Regions from separate parts of the Homo sapiens genome. Here region 1 is linked to region 2. A link is a contact called in ENCODE Hi-C or POLR2A ChIA-PET data. All regions are on one chromosome and are shown on one strand. Each heading gives the region's core, a stretch centred on a gene start or an enhancer-like site at or near the end of the contact. The rest is flanking DNA. Distances are from core to core; before and after follow the strand shown.

Evidence for each region. Hi-C counts contacts between places; a loop is a spot of excess contacts on that map. ChIA-PET counts read pairs that join two places held with the same protein, here RNA polymerase II (POLR2A). Pooled maps may share reads with other maps.
Region 1: a pooled map shows a loop between it and region 2 (7-fold over the local background). The contact joins two enhancer-like sites. A Hi-C loop is called at or near these places in 1 of 168 maps with a recorded cell type or tissue (naive thymus-derived CD4-positive, alpha-beta T cell), 1 of 37 single-sample maps with no recorded cell type and 8 of 50 pooled maps. POLR2A ChIA-PET finds 5 or more read pairs at or near these places in 2 of 52 experiments (both T-cell).

Annotation. Positions count from the first base shown.
Region 1 is chr13:46,169,478-46,176,595 of GRCh38, reverse strand. The region is part of intron 1 of LCP1 (lymphocyte cytosolic protein 1); the gene reads left to right. It also overlaps the pseudogene RN7SL288P. Among named protein-coding and RNA genes, the nearest start is that of LCP1, 9.1 kb to the left of the region's middle. RefSeq lists an enhancer at 4,069-4,118. Within about 2 kb of position 3,980, at least 11 of the 41 ENCODE cell types and tissues checked have a DNase peak (open chromatin) inside an H3K27ac peak, as active enhancers do.
Region 2 is chr13:40,981,065-40,987,599 of GRCh38, reverse strand. It overlaps ELF1 (E74 like ETS transcription factor 1), which reads left to right. Exons shown (of 9, transcript NM_172373.4): 2 at 5,318-5,617. The coding sequence starts at 5,546. Among named protein-coding and RNA genes, the nearest start is that of ELF1, 35 kb to the left of the region's middle. RefSeq lists enhancers at 2,439-2,718, 3,138-3,207. Within about 2 kb of position 1,464, at least 4 of the 41 ENCODE cell types and tissues checked have a DNase peak (open chromatin) inside an H3K27ac peak, as active enhancers do.

The DNA.
Region 1 (7,118 bases), core at 2,731-5,230, 5.2 Mb before region 2:
TAAAATTTATCCAAGCTATGTATCCAAATGTGTGAAGTAAAAGGATACACAAATGTTATTTGTATAAAATTTGCATATTTTCCCTATTCAGCATTCCTTAGGCAAAGTTTAAAATTAGAAGTGGATCTTTATTAACCTCAGGTGCAACTTTTTTTCCATAAAAACCTTTTATAATAATTCATGAGATTATAATAGATGTGTGTGCATTCAATATAGCTTCCATCCTGAAAATGTTTTTTCAGTTTTTATTTATTTTTAAATTGACATATAACGGTATGTATTTATGGGGTACCTAGTAATGTTTCAATACATACAATGTCTAGTGATGAGATCAGGGTAATCAGCATATCCATCATCTCAAACATTTTTTATTTCTTGTGCTGGAAACATTCAATCGCCTCTCTTCTAGCCATTTTAAAACTATGTACTGTTAACTATAGTTATCCTATAGTGCTATAGAACATGAGAGCTTATTCCTCCTGTCTAGCTATAATTTTGTATCTAAACAAATCTCTCCTATCCTCCACCTTCCCCCTACCCTTCCCAGCCTCTAGTAATCTCAGGTGTAACATTTAAAAAGTAGATCCTTTGTACCTCCTTGACATCATCTGCTCATATCACCCTCACCAGAAAGGCCAGCTTGAACAAAGAAGAGTGGGATATAAATTCTTTATAGAGAAAGCTAGGTAATAGGTGCAAAGTGGGAGTAAGGAAAAAAGAGAAGATCATGCCTGTAGTTTTGCACTGTTGAGCACTCTTTTGTCATCTTAAAAATGCGAACTGAACTTCCCCCACTGTTTCTAATGCTTTATAAACAGTTTTAAAGTTTCCCTTTGAAAATATGGAATATGGTAGGCACCTTGGAAAACTTTGGATTTTTTCCTTTTCTTGCTGTCATTCATGTTGGGACTGTTCCTCAAAATATCATGGATTCTGTTTCTTTTCTGTGACCACTGAGAATGACAGTTGTGATACTTCATCTACCTGGTGATGTTCACACAGTTTTTCTCCTCCCTCCGTACCCACCCTACTGTTCACTGCACGCAGTTCTTCCTCCAGTACCATATCTCCAGTACCAGTTCTTTAAAGCTGAGTGTCTGCAGCTCCCAGGCACAAAAGAGGCAAATGTGGTATAAAGAAAGGGGAGCAAAGGTAGAGACAGATTTGGATTTATATTCTGGGCTCTTGGTAAATGTGGAGGCTGAGCAAGTCTCTGGAGCCTCTGAAGTTCAGTTTCCTCATCTATAAAATCAGGCAAGTGCTATCTACTCGCTAGGTGTGATGTGGGTTATTTTCCCCTTCCATTTTCCCATGTTGTCGTCTAGGTAGATATGGAGCATATCTACTCCACCCAGCGTCACCACTGACTTACTGAGCCCCTAATATTTACTAGGCATCATGCCAAACGCTTGAAAGATAATTACTCTTTTATTTTCATACATAGCTAGGTAAAGTTGTTATTAATTATATCCTTATTCCAGATGACCAAGCTGAGGTTCAGGGAGGGTTAAGTGACTTGTCTGGGGTCACAGAACCAGTAACTGGCAGAGTCAAGATTCACACCTTTCCTCTCTCTCATTTTATGTTGGCAGTTTCTTAAAAGTATAATCCATGTCTATTTAAACTGTTTTGTATCTTCTAACATGATCCACTAGTTGCTTCCTGATAATATGTCTATATACTTTTTTGTGTTTCCATGATTATTGAATGATTATTTGTAATTCCACATTTTCTTTCTTTTTTCTTTTTTTTTTTTTTTTTGAAGATGGAGTTTTCGCTCTTGTTGCCCAGGCACAATCTTAGCTCACTGCAACTTCCGCCTACTGGGTTCAAGAGATTCTCCTGCCTCAGCCTCCTGAGTAGCTGGGATTACAGGCACACACCACCACGCTCAGCTAATGTTTTTGTATTTTTAGTAGAGACAGGGTTTCACCACATTGGCCAGGCTGGTCTTGAACTCCTGACCTCAGGCGATCCCCCTACTTCGGCCTCCCAAAGTTCTGGGATTACAAGTGTGAGTCACTGCACCCGGCCTATAATTCCACATGTTCTATCAGGAAGAGATCCCAAGTCTCCTTTTGTTAGGTCGGCTGGTATACCAAACATATTTGAGAAATAAATATAAATGCTTGAGGATTTTATGGTGGGAAGTCTTTAAAATAATAGCTGTGAAGATATTAGATTAGGCTATTTAGGCACTTAAAATTTTGATAAAAGAAATGTTATACATATTCCATTGTACGTTGGTATTGGTAAATATTTACCAACTAAACTGTAACTTTTAAAAAAAATGAAGATAAAGAGAGCCCATCAAATTAATACAAATTTCCTGTCTCAATTTATCTGTAACTTCTCCTTTTGTTTTTTTCTGCAAATAAGCTTGTCATTAGAGATTCTAAAATCCAAGAAGCCTATTGAGAATGAGATCACATTATTACAAATAAATAGAAGTTTCTGTTATCATTGCTTGTATACAAATGTCTGCTGTACATTGTCTCACTGTTTTTCAGCTCAGACTACAATGGTAAAAATGCCTGGAGAATTAGAGAGTGGAGAGGAGGTAGAGTGTAGTGCAGGATAACAGAATCAGTTCTGAGCATTGGTGCATCTGACAGAGAGGAGATGTTGCCCAGTGGTCCTCATCACAGATGCCCAGAGATCTCTTTTCTTTTCATGGCTCATAGTGTATGTGGTTGGGCTTTTCTTAAGATTGCTGTACATTTTTCCACTCTGGCCATACTTCCTCAACTGTTAGAAGGTACTTTCCACTGTCAGTACTCAGGCAAGGCAAAGCCCGGAGCCCCTTCACCACTCAGGATGAGCTAATACCAATGCTGTTGGCTTTGGGTTGGTATCATGTACCAGTTCTGCAATACCTGACTTCAAGGACTCCGAATAAGAAATGTGGTACCAAAGCCAAAATAAGCCAGACTGAGAACATTAAAACATAGAGCATGGATGTGAGATCTAGATTTACACCCACACAAAACACATAGTATACAACACAACTAATCTTTGCTTTTAAGTTGCGACTTGACAATATTTCCTACAGTTTATACTAGAAATTGGGATTTGTTCTCCAAGATAATTTTGCAAAAGTTCTAGTTCTTTTACATTTTCTTTTAACTTCCTCTGTTCCTTCCCTTTTCCTTCTTTCTTTCCTTCCTCTCTTCCTCTCTTTCTCCCTTCAGTCACCAGGCACTGTTGTATATATTTTAAACACTCTGTCTCACCTAATCCTAATGCTGCCCTATGAAATGAACGGTGTGATTGCATTATTAGCACCCCTTCTTTAAAGATGAAGAAACTGAGGCTCGGAAAATTTAAGTAACACATTCAAATACACACAGCAAAAAATAGTTGAGTCAGAAAATTCAGCATTTCACCATACCATGTCACTGCCTAGTTGATTCATTTTAAAAACAATATATAATGATCCTAATTTCATAAAGGAAGCGAGGAACATTAGCTTTTGTTTGGAATGCCTTTACATGGGTGTATCCCTGTATCCTAGATCCACACATCTAAGAAGTAAAGCACATTTCATGGACCGTGCATCTCAAAGGTTTTTTAAATAAAACTTTAGGTTCTTAAAATGCCAACTGACTTGTGTTTTTCCCACGCATTGCTTCGACCAAACTAAGACTCCAGAGGTTCCACTTACTTCTCTTTTTGGACCAGTCACTGACTTACTTTGAGACTTTGGGGAGTGACTTCACCCTCCAGGGCCCCTATTTCCCCATTCTAACATGTTCAGTTCCCTCCTGTCTTTGCAGTATTTTCTAAATGGGAGATAATGACATAAGGAGAAAGCTATGCACACACAAACCAAAATGGTTTCCGGGCAGAATTATTTTGTTGTTTGTATTCACATTACCTGTGGTGAGTGGAGTATAGCCTGCATCACCGAGGTTTTGCCTCTAGAAACAAGAGCTAGTGAGAACGAGCAGCACGCTGACACCACCTCACCAACCTCTCATCCTGGAGGTCTCCTCCTGCATCCCTGTCTGTAGCCACACCCAACCTGCCACAGCTTCCTGTGTGTGCTTTTGCTTTGCACTTTGTAGAGCTATTTTCTCTTTCTTTTCTTTTCTTTCTTCCTTTTTTTTAATGTAATGGAGCCTTGCTCTGTGGCCCAGACTGGAGTGCAATGGCGTGATCTCAGCTCACTGCAACCTCTGCCTCCCGGGTTCAAGTGATTCTCCTGCCTCAGCCTCATGAGTAGCTGGGATTACAGGCACCCATCACCATGCCTGGCTAATTTTTGTATTTTTAGTAGAGATGGGTTTTCACCATGTTGGCCAGGCTGGTTTTGAACTCCTGACCTCAGGTGATCCACCCATCTCAGCCTCCCAAAGTACAGGGATTACAGGCGTGAGCCACCATGCCTCGCCCTGCAGAGCTATTTTCTCTGCCTGAAATGCCCTTTTCTATTTTGTCTGTTTGGAAAACTACTGGTTCCCTAAGACTTAGCTCAGTGGGCAACATCACCTTCTCTGGAAAACCTTCTTTTGCCTTCCCAGGCAGAGTTAAATACAGTTGTTCCATGGTATCCACAGGGCACTGGTTCCAGTAACCCCCTCGGTACTAAAATCCATACATACTCAAGTCCTGCAGTCAGCCCTGTGGTACCCACATGTACGAAAAGTTGGCCCTTGGTCGCCCTGAGTTTCGCATTCTGCGAATACTTGTATTTTCCATCCACATTTGGTTGCAGATGCTGACCCTGAGGACAATGAGGGCTGACTGTATTGAAGAAAATTGCGTATAATTGGACGCACACCATTGAAACCTGTGTTGTTCATAGGTCCACTGCACTTCATTCTCTGTGCTCCTGTAGCTCCATGCAAATAATATCTTTAAAATATTCATATTAGTGTAGTCTTGCATTTGCGTGACTATTTTGTTTACTGGACTGTGTGCCCCTCAGGAGCAAGGATTCTCTGCTGTTCATCTTGGTATCTTTAGTACTTAGGACAAGGTATGTGCTTTATTAAATGTGAGTGAATGACTGAGGTGTGGAGGCCACGGGCAAAGAGGACCCTTTTCTCCACCAGTGGCAGGGGGGACACAGGCAGAAAAGATCAAGCCTGGTTGTGTTCTTGCTCTTCTTAATACTTCCTTTAAAGATGTTGAGAAACCGAAGACACATTTAGAACTTCCCTAAAGAGCCTAGGAAGGGCCCAGTCCTAAGTAAAACCTTGCAGAAATATGTGTTTCCCTAATTAACATGAGGTCAGAGCTTTGACCTTCAAGGGCAACCCCAAAGGATGGCAGGGAAACTCGAGATACAGGAATCCCATAGCCAGAAATGATAGGAAAGGCAGGAGGCCACTCCAGTTTATAGCTGTGCGACCCTGGGCCAGCTATTTAAACCTCAGTTTCCTCAAAGTGGGAATCATAGTAATACCCTATAGGATTGTGGTGAGAATTAAATGTGAATGCATGTAAAACATTTAGCACTGAGTTAACCACTCATTAATGTTAACGGCTATTATTACTGACCAACTGGTCTTTTCATTTGTTCTTTAGCTATTTGCCCTTTCTCTGACTCCAAATAGATAGGCTTTCTATAGAGAGAGCATGGAGTCTCTGATGAATGAAGAAAAAAACAGACTGATCTTTAAGCAATCTCCTACTGCTCTGTTGAAATCTAGGTCAAATGTCACTTCCTCTAGGGGGCCGCCTTTGGCTCTCCAGGGGAGAGCTATTTTTTCCCTCTTCCTGTGGATCTAAAAAGTTTCGCTGTATTCTAGTTACTGTGTCTCTCTCCCCTACTCAACAGGCCAAAGCCACGTCTGTGTGTTCTCAGCATCTAACACAGGACCTGGCATATAGTAGGTGTTTGGCAGATGTCTATTGAAGGAAGAAATTTACAAATGTATGAATTTTTTTAGTGACAGACATTTAGAATTACTGGGGGATGAATAGCATTGTTCAGATAGTGAGACGCAAATTACATGCAGGTAAATGCTAGCACCTATATTTCCAGCTTGCTCCTTGGTACACCGCATATGTGCATCCCAGGTGGGTTTGCCCCTCATTCAGTCACTGCTCTGTCTCCAAGGTTCCTTTCCCTCCCACCTCAGCAGCGCTCAGCTTACAAGCAGGCCCTACAGAGTTGGATAGAGACCCACTGCCAAGCATTACCGGCAGCCAGCAGGTTTTACAGCAACAGTGCCAAGAAGCCCAGCCTCAGGATCTGCAATCTCAGACAGAATCGCTTTTGCGGCTGGCAAGGTAGGGCTAGGCAGCAGGCACAGGTGCCATTTCACAGACTACCTCGGGCCAGCAGCTGCCCTTTAGACACCAAATTAACTCACCAAAGTTGTCTTTCCAGCAAAGTGGTTTAATGTGAATTTGAAGCATTTAGTAGCCTTGTTTTGGGTGTCTGTACCTTTCAGTGGATGGGATTGTCTAAGTATGTACACAAGAATATTATTGTTAAATTCCTCAAAGAAGGTGATAGGGGACTTTTCAAGTCCTGTATACCATTAGGTTATGGATTGTTTTGTTCATGTACACAGCTCATTTACTGAGTACCTCACATGGGCCAGACACTAATCTGCTAGGAGAGATGAATGGTAACAGGGACCACACTACAGAGATCTGGACCAAAGCTCAGAGGAAGGGCTCACTGATTCTCCCCAGCCTCCAGAACAGGATGCCTGAAACCATGATGATTGTTGCGATAAGTCTGAGGGTGTCATTTTATTATTGATCTATGAATTTGGCTGTCTTGTCTTTTGAACATTTCATCTCGTGGTGAGTTGTTTTAATTGGGTTTGCTCTTTGGTTGCTAAGGAAATTTGGAGGGCCTTAGTGCAAGGTCAAGAATCAATGTACAACAAGGTGTGGTGGTGCACGCCTGTAGTCCTAGCTACTTGGGAGGCTGAGGCAGGAGGGTGGCTTGAGTCCAGGAGTTCTGGGCTGTAGTGTGCCATGTCAATTGGGTGTCAGCACTAAGTTTGGCATCAATATGGGAGCAGGGGACCACTAGGTTGTTTAAGGAGGAGTGGGTGCACTGGCTCACACCAGAAATGGAGCAGGTCAAAACTCCTGTGCTGATCAGTAGTGGGATCACACCTGTGAAGAGCCACTGCACTCCTGCCTAGGCA
Region 2 (6,535 bases), core at 215-2,714:
TTTTTTTTTTTTTTTGAGACAGAGTCTTGCTCTGTTGCCCAGGCTAGAGTATAGTGGCGTGCCTCGGCTTACCACAGCTTCTGCCTCCTGGGTTCAAGCAATTCTCCTGCCTCAGTCTCCCAAGTAGCTGGGATTACAGGCACTCACCACCATGCCCAGCTAATTTTTTTTTTGTGTTTTTGGTAGGGACGGGGTTTCACCATGTTGGTCAGGCTGGTCTCGAACTCCTGACCTCAGGTAATCTACCCGCCTCGGCCTCCCAAAGTGCTGGGATACAGGCGTGAGCCACGGCACCGGACTATTTATTAATTTTCACCATAAACAGTTGGTACCATAGTAACTTAAAAGGAGAGCAGTGATTTTCGGCCGGGTGCTGTGGCTCACGCCTGTAATCCCAGCATTTTGGGAGGCCGAGGCGGGTGGATCACAAGGTCAGGAGATCGAGACCATCCTGGCTAACACGGTGAAAGCCCGTCTCTACTAAAAAATACAAAAAATTAGCCGGGCGTGGTGGCGGGCGCCTGTAGTCCCAGCTACTCAGGAGGCTGAGGCAGGAGAATGGCGTGAACCCGGGAGGCGGAGCTTGCAATGAGCCGAGATGGCGCCACTGCACTCCAGCCTGGGCGACAGTGAGACTCCCACTCAAAAAAAAAAAAAAAAAAGAGCAATGATTTTCTAAAAATATATTTATGAATTCGTGGGTTTAATATCCTTGTGTCTAAAAACCTTTCTGAAGGAATCTTAAATTTACATTCAATCAGTGATCAATTTTGACTATCATATTTTTTTTAGTACCTGAAATCTTCTATAATAAATTAAACAAGTAGCCATTTGAAGTGGTTGTAGTAGCTAGTAGTGTGGCTGAGGGTTTTGTGTTTACCATCAGTGAAGTCATTTTGTTTGGAATGAGGCATAATGGGACTCTGTGTTAGGGAAGCTTGCCAGAGTGAAGTCCTCGCCTTGAAGCAGCAGGATTTGTTAAAAAGACGCCAAACCTTGAAGCACTGGAATAGAATTACAGTTTTGTTGACAATGGGCTATAATGTTCTTTTTCTGGAGTCTAGCAAATAGCTATGGTAATAGAGACTTCCAGGGAGTACAGAAATGACCCTTAAGGAATTATTAGTTACCTAGCATGCACCTGTTACATATTTCTTGCATATACTTACAGCGCTAAAGAAGCTAATGTTAATTCAGTGCATGTTATGTGCCAAGTATTCTGCACATGCATTTTTGCATCTACACAACAGCTCTAGGTTTTGGTATTACTTTACCCGTTTTACAGAAGGAAGAGACTTGAGACTGACACCTATTTTATGGAAAGAGGGGACTGAGACACCAAGCAAGTAACTTGTCCAGTCTTCTGTCACACTGCAGAAGATTGGCACCCAATCGGTCTGACTCCAGAGCCTGTTCTCTGAACTGCTTTGTGTTACTATTTTACTTTAACTCCAAAGCTTATTTTGGGGATGACAGGTTAGGAACCTTGTTGCTAAGTATTCCTGTGGCATGTCTCCTTGGAGAATAAGAATATGGTCCTCACCCAATTAAGAGACATCTGAGCCAGCCTAAGATTTTTTTATTATCTGGTAGATGTCTGCCTGGATGCCCTCTGAAAACTGTGCAAATAAGTTGACCGCTTATGTCTGTGTGATGAAGAAGTAGTTTCACTTATGTTTTTCCTTGTTACTTTATAAAGACTGACACTTTGAAAAAAACATGTTTGAGAACTATTAATACAGCAGAGTGCTTCCTGACTATAATAGATAATTAAGGATGGGTAAATTTAAACAAGTTTTAAATTTACTGAGGACCTTTCAATTTGTTAGGTTAGAACAGAAGCCTTTTTTCTAATCCGAGTGCCCATATTTTTTTTCCATCTAAGACCGTATTTGAGGAATTAGATGATGCATTTAGTTTTGGACATGTTTTTTACACACTGACTTCAAGGGGCACTGATGTAGACTTGTCTTATAGTTTAGTGACTGGATTTGGAGCTCAGAAGCTGAACCTAGAGATGGAGATTTTAAAAATTTTTTACATATGCGTTTACTTAATCTGTGTTATAAACTGTTATAGCAGAAAGGACTTTGGTGGATTTTAGAGGCCCAGCTGTATATTACAGTTTTAGAGAGAGTCCTGATTTAGGAAACAAGAATTCTAGTTTTAGTTCTGTTTTGCTTGTAGACCGTGAGAACTTGACCACCCCAATTTACTAATTAAAAATGGAATCATTGATTTAGATCTTCAGTCTTGTCTGTTACTGAAAAAATTGTAAGATACCTGGGCTTTGTAATCAAAGATTATAAGAATCTTTGATATCTACAGGTGCTCCCTCTGGATCAGGTATCAGAAAATGTATTCTCAAGAATCACCTTGATGCAGAAGAGTATATAAGTACACAGGGGAGAGGAAGAGGAGCAGGAAAGATGACAGAGAATCAAAGACATGATTGAGCCAGTAAAATGCTTTTCTTTGCTTACACATTTTCAGTTTGTGGACTTCTCTATAGAAATAAGCAAAAGCTACATGCCAGAGCAAAAGTGTCTTTTTCTGCTGCAATAAGTGGCTTAGTGATTGTGGGGAGCCATTTCAGTTTTGATTTATTACTGTTAGTTGTTAGTATGTATAAGGTGTGGGTATGTTGGTTGCTTATCCTGATTTTTTAGATTTCTGAAAGACAACTGTTAAAGCACAGTAGCAGTGTGGAAGTGCTGGTACGAAAAGGTACATGACAGCAGTGGAAAAGAAAGTGAAACTTAAATTTACCTAGACGTATTCACACTGGCCATTGGCACAATGTCATTTTGCATTTATGAACAAATGGGTTTTGAAATAGCCTTCTGGAACCTAATCTTTTACAGAGAAACTTCTGTATCAGCAAACATCCCTTGATTCTGGTTATGTTTTCTTACTCTCGTTTTTCAAGCTTGTGATAATAGTTTCCTCTTTATCAGAAGTATATCAGTTATTCTTTTTTAAATAAAGGATATTTGTAGAAATAGCTTAAATATCTAATGATATTTATTTATTGAACACAGAGTCTCATTCTGTAATGCAAGCTGGAGTACAGTGGCAATCATGGCTCACTACGGCCTTGAACTCCTGGGCTCAAGTGATCCTCCTGCCTCAGCCTCCTGAGTAGCTAGGATCACAAATGCACACACACCAACACAGCCAACTAATTTTTTATTTTTTGTAAAGACGAGGTCTTGCTATGTTGCCCCGGTTGGTCTTGAATGTGTAGTCTCAAGTGACTCCTTCCCCACCAGCCTGCTAAAATGCTGGTGTTACAGGTGTAAGCCACCATGCCTGGCCTGATAAGATATTTAAAACAGTATTTGTCATCAATATAATCCTTTTTGTCATCACTGTGGGCACACAGGTTTGGGAGGTACAGAAGAAATTTTAGACAATGGTTATTTCCCCAGAAGAGGTTTTGCTTCAGTTGTCTTGGTGCCTGGCACATTGCCTTGCAAATAATTGGTACTCAAACATGTATTCAGTTGAATTAAGGGGACACAGTTTTCAAATGTAAGACAATGTACTACAATTCATGCTAAATTGGTTGTACGGGCAGTAATTGCTGTGTTTTTGAAGGGAGCAGTCCTTGTAGTTTGAGGCATAGATGTTGGGAGGCTTTGTGAAATAAATGGGGCTTGAGCATTGAATGGAAAAGATGGGATTGAATGCTGGCAAGTAGAAGATGGGTGTGTTGCAGGCATAGGAAATAACAGAAGTTGAGAAAAGAGGCAAGACTGAATAGTTTGTGTGGAGGAACATAAGGCAGGTCTACTACAGAGGAATTGGGTTGGATAATAATTTAAGGAAAAAGGTATTATAAATAATAATAAGTACAAGGCCAAATGTATCTATCTGTGATCAATTTAAATCAAAACACTTTTTTTTTCCCTCTTCTAGATATGGTACATTGCTCAAAAACCACCTGAATGTGCTAAAAATACTTTCCCAGTGTTGGAGTTAAACTTCCTGTTAAAAGGGAGTGGATGAGAGTGGGAAATTTGCTGGGTTGGAATTTAGTGTAGTGAGTAGAAATATCATCTGAATTGGATTCTTAATTCTTATTTTATTTTGAGTTCTTGCTAGGAAAATCACAGTCATCCATGATGACCCCTAAAGCCCAGGACACATAGGGACTTGGCTTTACAGAAATTAGGAAACCGATTAAGTGATTTGGCTGACACATACTAGCTGGATTTACGTTTTCAGGGAAACTGATTCACTAGATCAGCTTCATCCCCAGACTTGTCTCTTTAAAATTATTAGGAAATTACTGGCCATCCTTTCCTTGGAGTCAACTTCTTTTTTAAAGTGTTTGTAATAAAACTGTAAATGCTAATTCAAAGAACTAATGTTATTTAATGTGATTATTTTTGTATCTTTCTTTTCAGGCCATAATCATTTGATGAAAATGTAGTAAGATTGTGATAAACACCTAAAGAATTTTTTCCTTTTGTTAGTATTGATAACTTTTTTTTTAAATAGGCAAACATCTTTGGCAGACATTTTAAAAGCCTTTGTCCCTTCGCTGTGAAATTGTTTTCACTACTAAGTTGCGTTTCTGTTTTTCTACTATTGTAAAGTGCAGTTCTTTGCATGTTCTAATTTGCCATGACGTGGTCAAGTGCTGTTTCCTTCCTGTTGCTTGCAAGCCTATACTAGAGATAAGGATACATTTCAGTGCATTAAAAAAGAAGCCACTGAAGACAGGCTTAAGCATGGTAATTTTTAAAACATTTTACTTATCAGAAGCCTTTTTAAAGAACAGAAAGAGTGGGCTTTAATTTCTGCTTATTTTTAAAAGATTTAAAAATACTTCTTACTAAACTTTAAATGTATTTGATTTTAAATCCTTATATAAATCCTCTTAAAGGTGAAAATATATACGTTGTGAAATTACTCATTGGGTAGCAGTTTCTATGTATGTGCTTTGCTGAGTTGGTGAAAAGAAGGAAATTGTTTATATATCCTTTATTGCGATTACAACCCTCATTATTGCTGGGGTTTTTTGACCTTTTTTTTTTTTTTAATATTGAGTACTTTTAACAGTAGTTTAACTGGAGAGTGGGGGAGAGAGGCATAATTTTCAGTAGTGACAGATGATCTTAGCAGGAGCAAACTGTTCAAATAAAATATGTAACTTTTAAAAAAGAGCGTATGTGCATTAGTCGTGTCGATTTTATTTAAAAACGTTAATAATAAAAAAATGCTTTAGCGATACTGCCCTCTGTATCAGTTATTATATCCTAAGTGGGTGATTGCTTTTTCATAACTAATCTGAGCTTTTGTTTTTTAGGCCAAGAAGCTTGAGAGAAGAAAAATTTCAGAAAAATTGTCTCAATTTGACTAGAATATCAATGAACCAGGAAAACTGAAGCACCTTCCCTAAAGAAAACTTGGGTATACAATTACTCCACAGACAGAGCTGAGGGTTTTTTACCCAAATCAGTCACTGGATTTTGCTGCCTGATACGTGAATCTTCTTGGAATTTTTCTCATGTGGATCTAAGGGGAATGCTTTATTATGGCTGCTGTTGTCCAACAGAACGACCTAGTATTTGAATTTGCTAGTAACGTCATGGAGGATGAACGACAGGTATGAGATTCAGAGAAAATTTCATTTTAATGACTTTATTATGATTTTTCTATTCATATCAGAAAATTATTTCCTTTAAAAGACAATGAGAGAAACTTTATTGAAAGTAAAAATTTATAGATGAAATATTTGGAGGAAATATTATACTATGTTTTAAGCACCAGTTAATTCATGAAGAATAAGTCTTATCCTTAGCTTTGATATGGTAACAAGGAAGTAATACCTTTGGGATTCAGCTTGTTTTTTTGTAAAATGAGACTTAACACTAAATGCCTTAAGTAATTATTTTTAAGTACTTTGAAAAGTTCTAGAGAATATACTGCCTTTTAATGTATGTGGTTAATTAATGTTTGTAATCATGGGCTACTTCTTCAAGTAGATGAGACAACGTTAGCGGTCCCATAATCATACATCATTTCAGTCCAAAGCATGTGACTCTGAGGAAGTTACTTAACTTCTCTAGATCTAGATTTCATCATCTGCAGAATGAGGGGATTGAACTGAAGAATTTCTAAATCGGCTTTCAGTGAATTTATATAAGATGTGCAAATTACTGTTTTCAGTACATAAAAAAGATCTAGGAGATACTGAGTAAAGGATCTAAGATTAATTTTAGTCTCCTTCCCCCCTCCCCACAACACACACACACACAAAAGAACTGGAACGAGGCTAGAGTTTCTTGGGACTTTACAATTAACTTCATTTTAAACAAGTTATATAGGGAATGTAAGACATGATATGGGAGAAATAGTGTACGTGTTGGAGAGACTCAGACAGGGTACTAGGAAAAATATTTTGAGAACCAACCTAAAGTTGATTTATCACTGAAATAAGCCTAATGCTCAACACCTAATTTTAATAGGCCAATTATAATATGTAATGCCTTTATTCTGGAAACATAGTTACTACAAATAATAA